Linked DNA regions of Homo sapiens: regions 2 and 3 are each linked to region 1. A link is an interaction called in ENCODE POLR2A ChIA-PET data of the cell type or tissue named here. Cell type or tissue: GM12878. All regions are shown on one strand. Region 1 overlaps RAPGEF6 (Rap guanine nucleotide exchange factor 6). Region 2 has its middle 30 kb from the start of CSF2. Region 3 overlaps LOC105379173 (a long non-coding RNA gene).

Evidence for each region. ChIA-PET counts read pairs that join two places held together with the same protein. Peaks named below come from ENCODE experiments on the same cell type or tissue, not always from the same donor. Only the 100,000 strongest peaks of a DNase experiment are listed, where the experiment ranks them.
Region 2: POLR2A ChIA-PET joins it to region 1 with 6 read pairs; 1 of 35 experiments calls an interaction of 5 or more read pairs at or near these places.
Region 3: POLR2A ChIA-PET joins it to region 1 with 7 read pairs; 2 of 35 experiments call an interaction of 5 or more read pairs at or near these places.

The regions. Positions count from the first base shown.
Region 1 is chr5:131,486,428-131,490,427 of GRCh38, forward strand. RAPGEF6 (Rap guanine nucleotide exchange factor 6) reads right to left here. Exons shown (of 28, transcript NM_016340.6): 15 at 3,119-3,227. Among named protein-coding and RNA genes, the nearest start is that of RAPGEF6, 150 kb to the right of the region's middle. In GM12878, no CTCF peak of the experiment used is centred here; a DNase peak (open chromatin) is centred at 2,264; H3K4me3 peaks cover 461 bases; H3K27ac peaks cover 2,340 bases.
Region 2 is chr5:132,102,084-132,106,083 of GRCh38, forward strand. No RefSeq gene overlaps it. Among named protein-coding and RNA genes, the nearest start is that of CSF2, 30 kb to the left of the region's middle. RefSeq lists enhancers at 1,313-1,607, 1,386-1,765. In GM12878, no CTCF peak of the experiment used is centred here; DNase peaks (open chromatin) are centred at 321, 1,718 and 2,188; H3K4me3 peaks cover 760 bases; H3K27ac peaks cover 2,717 bases.
Region 3 is chr5:131,414,946-131,418,945 of GRCh38, forward strand. LOC105379173 (a long non-coding RNA gene) reads right to left here. Exons shown (of 3, transcript XR_007058929.1): 2 at 126-2,232. Among named protein-coding and RNA genes, the nearest start is that of CDC42SE2, 150 kb to the left of the region's middle. In GM12878, a CTCF peak has its summit at 2,506 (motif pointing left); DNase peaks (open chromatin) are centred at 1,936 and 2,496.

The DNA.
Region 1 (4,000 bases):
TTTAATACATTTTCCTCAGCTCATAGTGAGGCCTTTGAAATACGAGAGTCACATCCTTCTTTTACTCTGGGATATTCTCTGCTATTATTTCCTAAACATCTTCTTCCTTACATTTTCTTTTAGATATCCTGGAATAGAGCTTAATTTTACTTTGTCTTTTTGTTCCATAGTATGGGAGATTTTTCTCAACTTTATTATCTATTCTTTCAAACAAATGTTTTTGTCTGTAAGAGTTACTTCTTTCTCAATGATTGTTGTTTATTCTTTCCTAATATCCTGTTCTTGTTTCAAGGGATAAATTTTTTTTTTTTTTTTTTTTTGAGATAGAGTCTCGCTCTGTCCCCCAGGCGGGAGTGCAGTGGCGCAATCTCGGCTCACTGCAAGCTCTGCCTCTCAAGGGATAAATTTTTAAATTGCTCTGTGCAGCGTCCTAGAAATGTTTTTCTTCTCTCCTTTAAATATTTTCTCCAGAATCTATAAGATCACTCATTAGGTCTCTACCACACCCTCTCAATGATCCTGATTCTCCTTATGCTTGGTGATCCCTGATCGTCAGTTTTAAGTAATAAAAGGACTGAGAATGGTTTGTTCTAGTATTGTGTCCAGAGTTGGTTCCTTCCGGTGGGTTCCTGGTCTCGCTGACTTCAAGAATGAAGATGCAGACCTTCACGGTTGAGTGTTACAGCTCTTAAAGATGGTGTGTCTGGAGTTTGTTCCTTCAGATGTGTCCGGAGTTTCTTCCTTCCGGTGGGTTCATGGTCTTGCTGACTTCAAGAATGAAGCCGCGGACCTTCGCGGCGAGTGTTACAGCTCTTAAAGGTGGTGCAGACCCAAAGAGTGAGCAGCAGCAAGATTTATTGTGAAGAATGAAAGAACAAAGCTTCCAGAGGGTGGAAGGGGACCCTGGCAGCTTGCCCCTGCTGGCTGGGGTGGCCAGCTTTTATTCCCTTATTTGTCCCTGCCCACATCCTGCTGATTGGTCCATTTTACAGAGTGCTTGATTGGTCCATTTTACAGAGTGCTAATTGGTCCATTTTACAGAGTGCTGATTGGTGCATTTACAATCCTTTAGCTAGACACAGAGCACTGATTGGTGCGTTTTTACAGAGTGCTGATTGTGCATTTACAATCCTTTAGCTAGACACAGAGTGCTGATTGGTGCATTTACAATCCTTTACCTAGACCCAGAGCGCTGATTGGTGTGTTTTTACAGAGTGCTGATTGGTGCGTTTACAATCTCTAGCTAGACAGAAATGTTCTCCGAGTCCCTACTTGACCCAGGAAGTCCAGCTGGCTTCACCTCTCAGTATCACTGAACCAATGTCTTCTGGTCACAGGTTTCCTTTTTGTAGGTGTCCTCACTGTAAGTTTGATACAGGACAACCTAACTGCTCAACTCTATTTCATGGTAATGCCAGAGTTATTAGGGCTTTATTAGGGGCATCACCACATCTAGAGTAAAATGCTCCATTTCTACAAATATTTTACAAATATTCCTTTGTAATTTAATAGATAAATTAAAATTCCAGAATAGAAAGAGAGTAAACTGAGATTGCCAGCTGTTTTCTTCTCTGGGTGCATTTTCTAAATCTAAACATGAGGTATTTAGCTTTCTCCTTGGTGTTTTGCTTTCCTCCTAGGGTAAGGAAGAAAGAGGTGACTGCTATGTTCCCCCTTTGCAGCTCCATGTAACTTCTACCCTCTGCTATATCCAACCTAGGGTTCTGTTGGCCAACTGTTTTCCCACTACTCAAAGGGTTCTGAGGGTATGGCTTCTGTCTTTTGCATCCTTCAGATCTACTTTTCTGTGTCCCAGAGTTCATGGGGGTTCACACTATCTCTGTATTTTTATTCAGAATATTTAATACCAGTTAGTAATCTTTATGTGACGGGTACAAAAGGTTTAAAGGTATTAGATACTTAGAAGAAACCTAGGAAATAGTGCTAGAGAAACTGAAGCTTGGAAAGACTAAATAATTTGCTCAAAGTAAGAGAGCAAGTCCTGCTTTCTTATTTTTCGAAACTGGAAATCTCTTTCATTTAACCTAAAAGTTGGCATTTCTAGATATTAGTCGAAACTCCAGGAAATCAAAAAATTCTGAAGGCTTACTTACTTATTCTATGCTAAAGTAATATAATACTAAATTGCCAATTGACAGTTTACCAGATTTAACATGATGTAATTCAGTCAAAGGGACTCAAAAAGAGGAAAAACCCCACGTTTCATTTTTCATTATGACTAAGCACAATATAAAAAGCCAAAGTGAAAAAAATAAAACTCACACTTCCCTTCCGTAGGCATAGCTTTTAAAGCCAACTCTTACTTCTCAAATTGTAACCTAAAAAACCTAGAGAGATTTGTTTTCCTCCCTACTTCATAAGGACTCTTAAAGTTTCTTTGTTATTTCAATTGCTGTATGATTTTTACTGTTACTCTTTTCAGAATTTCTGAAAAATCCTAAAGTGTCTAAGGCAATCAAATCACATTAAATCTTTCCTAAAAGTTTAAAAAAACACACAGTAGATTTGGTTAAAAGTATGAGCTTAGTCACTGGTTTTATTTAAATATAAACATGATAAAAACACAACAGAGGCACTGTAATCATTTTTCCACACAAAGGTAGAGTATGCTCTTATTAGAAATCTGTAATTCACTAAGTACTTAAGTCAATGCTTTACTCAGTTTATTTCCATAAAACAGCTAATCTGGCATTCATATTACTTCAGAAAGCTGGCTTAAAGATTAGAAGTAGACTAATTTGCACACTAGCTGGGGGAAAAAATGCCTGATTATGACTTCTTAGTTTTATTCCGGACATTCTATATTTCATTCAGTATCCCTCCAGCAGAGTACATAATACACGCTCCATAGGAATTTCATAAATAACTGAAGGTAGCTGTACACCTATTTTAAAACTTACTATCAAAATAATTAAAAACATAATGAAAAATGAAAATTCTAGAATACATAATAGTTCAAAACTAAAGATTCTGAAACTAGCTGAAGAGCTTAGACAAAAACATGTTTATATTTTACTATCTTTTCTTCCACTGTAATGACTTTTCTATTACCAAATTAAGAAGAAAGAGTTCAGGCAATTTTTACAACAAAACTCACCAAAAATGTTGGTCTTCACAGTAAGTGCAAGATGAGTATTATTCCTCAAAATTTCAACGGCTTTCATAAATGTAATATTCTCAAAGTTTTGTCCATTTACTTCCATAATCTTAAAAGTATTTAAAAAATACAAATTAATACAGAACAGTATTAGTTACTCCTACAACCTTAAAAGTTTAATAGTGAATAAATAAAATGAAACTTGAATAAAATGTACTCCTATGTGAACAACAGTTATCTCTGTGAGAAGCTGGACTACTGTTTTTCTTTTTCTCTATATTGTTGTATTTTCCAAATTCTTTACTATAAACTTTTTTTTTTTTGACAGTTAATGCCCTCTGGGATCATACTGAGGAAATTTAAAAAATACCCACACCAGATGGTTTACAAAGGAAAACATTTAATCATGGCAGATCAGCTCATAAAAATTATTGCCTGCAAATGTATATACAAATTTGTCAAATATTCTCAATGTAAATTTACTGAATTTCAAAGAGAGGTAATTCTTTTAAAGGGAGTACTCTAAATATATTTAATATGATTTTCTGCCACTGATTGAATCAGGCAGCCAAACAGCAAGAAGCACAACTGAAATGGGTTCTTCTTCCAGGTAAACACTGCTGACCCTTCACAAGAGGGCTTCCCCAATTTGGCTATACCTCAGAATCATAGAAGCAGTTTATTTCAAGAAGTACTGATTCTAAGGGAAAAGGATAAAAAGATATAATGAGCAAAAACTAGTCAGAACAGAGAGCAGATCTAGGGGATCAACATAAAAATTTCTAAAGGATAAGAAAAAGAGTGAAAAAATATTAGGGAAAGAAAAAAAAATTCCATAGAAGTAAAATTCCCAGAGTTGAAAAAAGACTTGCATCTATGCAC
Region 2 (4,000 bases), 620 kb after region 1:
GGGCTGTGGGGTTCCACAAACAAGGGAAGCACCCAGAGGGCCCAACATCAGTACTCAGGGCCTCCTTGGCTTCTGGCCTGCAGCTGGGGAGGCAGGGCTGCAGTGCTGGAGGGGCATCTCTGTCAGCCTCCTGCAGCACAGGGGCCAGGGTCTGGGGGCAGCAATCACTTTGGTGACTAATAACCTAATCATGGAAAATTACAACTTCCTGAGCTAGGTATATCAGAGGTGGCCACAAAACTCTTTATGATGTGGCCAAAAATTCCTCCTACCACCACAGCCCTTGAAAATAGGTCAAAGACACCTTCTATGGAACTCTCAAAACAGGGCTTAGCTCACACCATCTACCTCCGTCATTGTGCTGCAAACACTGGAGCTTTTGTGAGAATGCTCTCCTCTTCTGCGGTTTGAGCTCAGTTTTGGCTCTGGGCTAATCATCTGTCCTGTCCTACTTGTCTTCCACAAGGGACCGACTGGTCATGAAGGCCATGAAGGCTGTCTGCTGTGTGTCCCTGGAAATGTCTGTCGACAGCCTCTCTAGGCAGAAGTGTTTCTTCTTGTGTACCAACCAAGACCTATAGGCCTCGCCTCATCTCCCAAGCTATACCTCACCACAAAGCAGAACAAGGGTGGACTAAGAACTGGCAGAGACTTATACTTGGCTTTCCAGAGGTCCCAGGTTTGTGGTAGGGGTTCATGAGGCTGGCTGCTGTCTAGATGAGATATGCAGAGTGAGCTCTTTTCCCTGAATGCTGGGCATCCCATCGGTAGTATGGGACAGGGTAAGCTCCTGGCCTGGCTGGCTCCAATGCTGCCTGAGTGAAGCTATGTAACCCTGGGACATCTCTCTTAGCATGCTGATATTTGGCTGCTTCTCTGATAATGGGAGCAGCATTCTCTGGTATGGGGTGCTGTGGAAGACCTAGGGAATGGGACAACAGATTAAAATGGGCTTTGAAGACCCTTGCAGAGGTGACCAGGGAGGCCCAACCTTCTATTTCCTGTGCTCAGGCCTTGGCAGAGACAGAAACCACGAGGCTCCAAGGTCCCCAACCAGTGGGACCCCGACACCAGGAGGACAGGACTCTCAGAGTTCTGTGCCTACTCCTCAGTTTCTTTTGTGTCTGCTGCTATCAGGAGTCCCAATCTACAGGGCTCAATCAGGATGGGATCCTTAGTGTGGCACCTGGGTCAGAAAGCCGCCCCTGCTAAGAGGCTCAGGACAGGGCTAACTGGGAGAAGAGGCCCCACCTAAGTGTCTGCCACCCAAGATGATACTTTTTTTGGCCCAGAAGCCTCATCTGACCTCTGGCCCAGGCCTCAGCCTGGGTGAGGGTGGACATCTCTGTCCTAACAAGATCCTTGGGAGCCTCCAGGCAGTCCCCTTCCAGGGATAAGAGGTCCTGTGTCTGCTTGGCCTAGAGCCAGGCCTGTGCTGAGTCACAGGACTCTGGTGTTCAAGGCCAAAAACAATGACTTAAACATTCTGAAATCCAGGAAAAATCAGCACTGGCTTTCTACCTAAGAACCCTGCCCAGCTAGGCATGAGTTCACCCAGCAAGACAGTGACAAGGACAATGGGAAACTGCCTGTCCCCTGTAGGCAAGAGGAGCAGGGGGCTAAGCCTTGAGCCTGAAACCAACCCTGAAAGATTCTTTAAAAACCCCATATCATTTCATCTAAAATTAGCTTTCAGCATCTAAATCACTTCCTGTTACAGAAACCACAGGCCTGATGCTTCAGTCATCACCCTGCCTGCCTCTAGGGGTGGGGTAGGTGAGGTAGGAGTGCTGCACACAAAAAACAGTGACTATCCAAAAGTGACACAGCAGTCAGGAACCCCTTTCCCCACCCCCCCCACCCACTGCAGAAAGGATGGCTAAGCAGGGCCCTATAATGGTGTTGTTGTGGGGACCAGAGCCAATGTGAACATGCATGTGCATGTAGGCAAATATACACACATATGCACACTCCCCTGCATGCACACTATACACACAGACCAGAGCTTTCTCCACTGCCGCAGAGAGACTGCCGTATGGACAGCCCAAGCACGTCTCCGTTGTGCCCCTTCTGAGCACAGGACTCACCAAGAGAGGAGGGCAAGTGTCTGGCCTCCTTGGAGCATCTGCATCTCTGTTTCCACTTCTCTTACAGCCCTGGTTACTTTATGCCTAATTGGCTGTGAGCGAGGTTAGCCCAGCACTTGGCACTTGGCTCTCACTCATTGTTTCAGCCAACATTGCCAAGTGTTTCCTGTGTGCAGAAAACCAGGTGGTGGCCGGATTGAGGATGTGGAGCAAGTCAGAGGCCATCCCTGTACACCAAGAACTGAAGTTGAAGAAACCAACTGAATCTCTAAACCAGAGATGTCCAATCTTTTGGTTTCCCTGGGCCACTTTGGAAGAAGAATTGTCTTGGGCCACACATAAAATTCACTAACACTAACAATAGCTGATGAGCAAAAAAAAAAAAAAAAAAAAAAAAAAGAAAGCAAAAAATCTCATAATGTTTTAGGAAAGTTTACCAATTTATGTTGGGTCACATTCAAAGCTGTCATGGGTAGTATACAGCCTGTGAGTCATGGGTTGGACAAGCTTGCCTAAACCATCCAGAGAGCTCTGTTCTTCCTACTGCCTCAAGCTAAGCCCTGACCCAAACCTGAGACCTGGATTGAAGGATGCCAGCATCTGTGCACAGATAAACTGCAGCCACAGAAGGAAGACACTGATCATCTGTCACAAACTTGGTGAGTCATAAATAGTGCCACCTAAACCATGAGATAAACTGGGGGTGCACCTGGAAACCAGGTAGCCCCCCTCAAGGGCAGGGGCTTTTGTATTATAGGTCTGCTGCTATTCTCCCAGTACCCTCAATGGCACATGTCATGTAGAAGAGTCTCAGTAAATACCTGGTGGGTGACAGAATGGAGGTGGGTGATTCTGTTGATGAGCAGGCTGGCACCGATGAGCATGGAGTATCTGCCAGCCCTAGGATGGTGCTGTGTCTGTGTCCATCCACTGTATGGTTACAAGAACTCAAGGTACCTGGGATCCCTCAGTCCTCACAGACCAGCTCCCAAGCTGGGCACAAAAGACAATGTATGTTGAGTGTTGTTTCTGACATGAGACTACTGGGACAGTAGGTGTCTGCCTGCTCCAGTATGAGGGATCCCACTACTTTGTCACTGGATGGCTTTGGTTGCAGTGGTTTTCTAACCAAAGCACAATGACCCTTCAGTGGGGTCAGCTTCAGCAAGATAAAGGCCTGGCCTGAAACAGGTGTCTTCTATAAGAAAGACAGAGTTGTGTCCATTATGCCTCTCTCGCTGCTTCCTGGTAAAGGGACCTAGGCATCCCTGGGTGACTGGAATGCCTGGTGACCACTTCCATCCACCCCCATTAGCTGCTGCTAAGGTACACATGAAGTATCTTAGGTTCCCAGAAAGAGAACCCCTGTTGAACAGTAACAAGCCCCAGCACAGGGTGCTAATGATTTATCTGCTTTCACATTTGAGCGTGCTTTCTTGGAAGTGATGGAGAATCTTCGGCCTGAAGATGTGGAGGCGCATGCAGAGTCCTGAGCTCCCCACAGGCAGCTTAGGTGTAACTGAGAAGGAGCTGTGAGCATATCTGGCTCTCCAGCTCCCACAGCAAGCGGGGTCCACCAGTATTGACATGGCTCTTGTCTGCATGATAAGCTGGACCAACAAGGCCAGGGCTCTGCCCACAAAGCTAAACTAGTATGGGGACTTGGCACTTGTCCCTGTCAGGGGAATGGTAAGCATTTTCGCACAGACTAGACATATTTTCCAAAGGCCTGCTTTAAATCAGGCCTTATCTGGGCACTGAGGATACAATTAGGAAGAAGACAAAAGTCTGTCTCTCAACAATGGCATATTCCACTGAGGGAGACATGTAATTATAATACCAGATTGTAAGTACAAAACTAGAGAGGTATTAGAAAAAGACAGACATGGTGCTCTCGGTGCATAGAGAAGGAA
Region 3 (4,000 bases), 71 kb before region 1:
TTTCAATACATGCAGAAAAAGCATTTGATAGAGTCTGACATTTATTAATAATTAAAAAGTTCCAGCAAATTATAAATCGAAGGGAACTTTCTTAATCTGACAAAGAGTTAATACATAAAACTTACTGCACACAGTGTATTTATTGTTGACAGTTTTTCTCTATCATCACTTCTATTCATTATATTGGAAGTTCTGGGTAACTGAAAAAATAAAAGGCATAAGAATTAGAAAGGAAGAAATAGAACTGCCTTTAGCTGCAGATTACATGTCTATATAGAAAATCTGAGATTATTATTATTATTAGGATTCAGTGAGTTTGGTAAGACTGTTGGACACTGGAACAACATTAAAAAATCAATTTTATTTCTATTTGACAAAAAATAATCAAAGTCTGGGCACAGTGGCTCGTAAGTGTAATCCCAACACTTTGGAAAGCCAAGGCAGGAGAATCACTTGAGCCTAGGAGTTCAAGACCAGCTTGGGCAAAATTAGTAGACCCCGTCTCTACAAAAACATTAAAAAATTAGCTGGGTCCATGTGGTGTGCACTTGTAGTCCCTTCTACCTTGGAGGAGGTCGAGGCTATAGTCAGCTGTGATTGCACCACTGCACTCCAGCCTGGGCAACAGAGCAAGAAACCATCTCTTAAAAGAGAGAATAATTAACAACTGAAAATTTAGAAGCTACTATTTATAATAGCATCAAACATACTGCTTAAAAATAAATCTTACATAAAAAGTATGAAACTCTTAAACCAAAACAATAAAACAGAGCAATAGAAAATCTAAGTGGAGAAATATACTACATTCATAGATCAGAAGACTAAATTTCAAGATGTTACTCTCCTTCAAAATGATATATAGATTCAAGAAAATCACAATGAAAATTGCAATTGTATGCATATGTGTAAGTGTACTTGTGTGTAAGTTGGTAAGCTGGTTCTAAAATTTTTTGGAAATACAATGATACAAGACATCAAAAAAGGAGAACAGGGTTAGAGAACTTTCTCATTAAGATATTGATATGTGTAATACTAGAGTAATTAAGAGTGTGGTATTGGAAAATGGAGAAATAAACAGGCTAATGAAACAGAATACAGACCCCAGAAATAAACTCAAGTATACTGGACACTCAAGTATATATGGACACTTGATTTACAGCAAAGATGGCAGTGAAGTGCACTAGACAAAATGTCTTTTCAATAAATGGTGCAGGAACAATCTGTAGGTAGAGGAATGAAACCTGACTCCTACCTCATACTACACATAAACATCTATTCCAGATCTGTTTTAGAGCTAAATTTAAAAGGCAAAACATTTAAAATGTAACACAGAATATAATCATGAACTTAGAGTAAGGACTTCTTAAGCAGAACACAAAGGCTGGGTGCAGTGGCTCACGCCTGTAATTCCAACACTTTGGGAGGCTGAGGTGGGTGGATTACTTGAGGTCAGGAGTTTGAGACTAGCCTGGCCAACATGGTGAAACCCTGTCTCTACTAAAAATACAAAAATTAGACGGGAGTGGTGGTGGACATCTATAAATCCAGCTACTCGGGAAGCTGAGGCAGGAGAATCACTTGAACCCAGGAGGCAGAGGCTGCAGTGAGCTGAGATGGCGCCACTGCACTCTAGCCTAGGCTACAGAACAAGGCTCCATTTCAAAAAAAAAAAAGTCAGTAGAAAATGATTTAATAAAAACCCTGCAACACAAAAAGCACTAACTATAAAGGAAAAGAATAATACATTTCTCTAGTTTAAAGTTAAGAACTTCTCAAGAGACACCATTAAGTGTATGACAAAGCAAGTCAGAGAGGGACAAGCTATTTGCCACAGGTATAGCTGACAAAGGAGTCAGATCCAGAATATATAAAGAACACCTCGAAATCGATTTAGAAAAGAATACTTACAAAGGCATTTCATAAAAGAGGAAATGGCCTATAGTAATATGAAAAAGGTGCTCAACCCCACTAATAACTAGGGAAATGCAAACTAAAACCACAATACCATTACATACCAACCAAAATGGCCAAAGTGAAAGAAGAACGCTGAAAATACCAACTGGTCAGAACAGATGAGAACTTGCCAGGGAGTCTTTGTAATACACAGTTGTTCAATATATATTGTTAGACTTCTGATTTTTTTTTTTTAGTGCATATTTTGTACAGGTATGTTTTTCATTCCCATTCAGAGTTGGACCATTTGTATTTTCTGGTAGGTTTCTCTTGTGGTCCCTGAAAAAATCCAATGCTTACTGAGTATTGCAAATCCTATGCCCACATTTACAAACAATATACATATTAGAGTATTGCTAATACCATACTATCATTCACTGTTATCCAAAGATTATCCAACTAGAACCTAAAATTCTATGACATTTCCTGGTTTGGAAATGCTTCAATTTTGTCAAATATTTCACTATTGGCTGCAGAAACATCTGCAATGACGACTAAGAAATTACCTTGCTCTCTCTTTAAAAGGAGACTTCCAAGAGTCATATTGTAGCGTGGCGCCACCTGGTGGTTCCACTGTATCCAACGTATTTTTTTTCTTCTACCATCTCTTCCCCCTTTCAGCCCTTTTCTTGTTTCTCCTCTTCCCAGGTTCATCTGCCACTACATTCCACATTAGACAGCAGCACAGTTAACACTTCGCCATGGCCAATTCCGAACCTATGCAGAGTTTTACAGAATGAGATAAAGCACTTCTCTGTATGTTTATTAGATAATTTTTTCTTTTATGAAGTGCTTCATTAAGGTTTTTGCCCATTTTTCTATTGGGTGTTCCTTTTCTTTGGTATACAGAAGTACTTTACATACCTGGACACCTGTCCTTTGACGGTTATATGAATTAATATATTTCCCAACTCTACAGGCTTTTTGTTTTTGTAAATGGTGTTTTTTGGTGAATGCATTCTAGTATAGTCAAATATATCAATCACTTCATTTAGAGTTACATTTTCTTTTACCTTATTTAAGGAATCCTGGCCAGGCGCCTGTAATCCCAGCACTTTGGGAGGCCGAAGTGGGCAGACCACTTGAGGTCAGGAGTTCAAGAACAGCCTGGCCAACACGGTCAAACCCTGTCGCTACTAAAAAAAATACATACAAAAATCAGTCGGGCGCAGTGGTGCGCACCTGTAATCCCAAGCTGCTTGGGAGGCTGAGGCAGGAGAATCGCTTGAACCTGGAAGGCGGAGGTTGCAGTGAGCCAAGACAGTGCCACTGCACTCCAGCTTGGGTGACAGAGTGAGACTCTGTCTCAAAAAAAAAAAAAAAGAAAAAGAAAAAAGAAATCCTTATTACTTCTGAAATTTTGTTATACAACTTTGTTATTTCTTCTGTAAGTGTTTGGTAGAACTTACCAGTAAAGTCATCCAAGACTGAAGTTTTCTCTGTGGAAAAGCTTTTAAAGAGGATTTAATTTCTTTAATAGAGGACTATGAAGTTTTCCATCTTGTTATAGTTTTGTTAAGCTGTGTTTTCTATGAATTTGTATATTTCATGTACATTTTACTTACTCAAAGTGTCTTAATATCTCTCTAATTTCTTTGTAATTATAGTAATTCTGGCTGAGGTGGGTGGGTCACAAGGTCAGGAGATCAAGACCATCCTGGCTAACACGGTGAAACTCTGTCTCTACTAAAAATACAAAAAGTTAGCCGGGTGTGGTAGCATGCGCCTGTAGTCCCAATTACTCAGGAGGCTGAGGCAGGAGAATTGCTTGAACCTGGGAGGCAGAGGTTGCAGTGAGCCAAGATCACGCAACTGCACTCCAGCCTGGGTGAGAGAGCGAGACTCCTTCTCAAAAAAAAAAAAAAAAAAAAAAAAAAAAAAAAAAAAAAAATATATATATATATATACACACACACACACATATATGTACATAAATATATATTTATATATACGTATATATACATGTATATATACGTATACATATACACATATATATGTATACGTATATATACATGTATATATACGTATATATAAATATATATTTTAT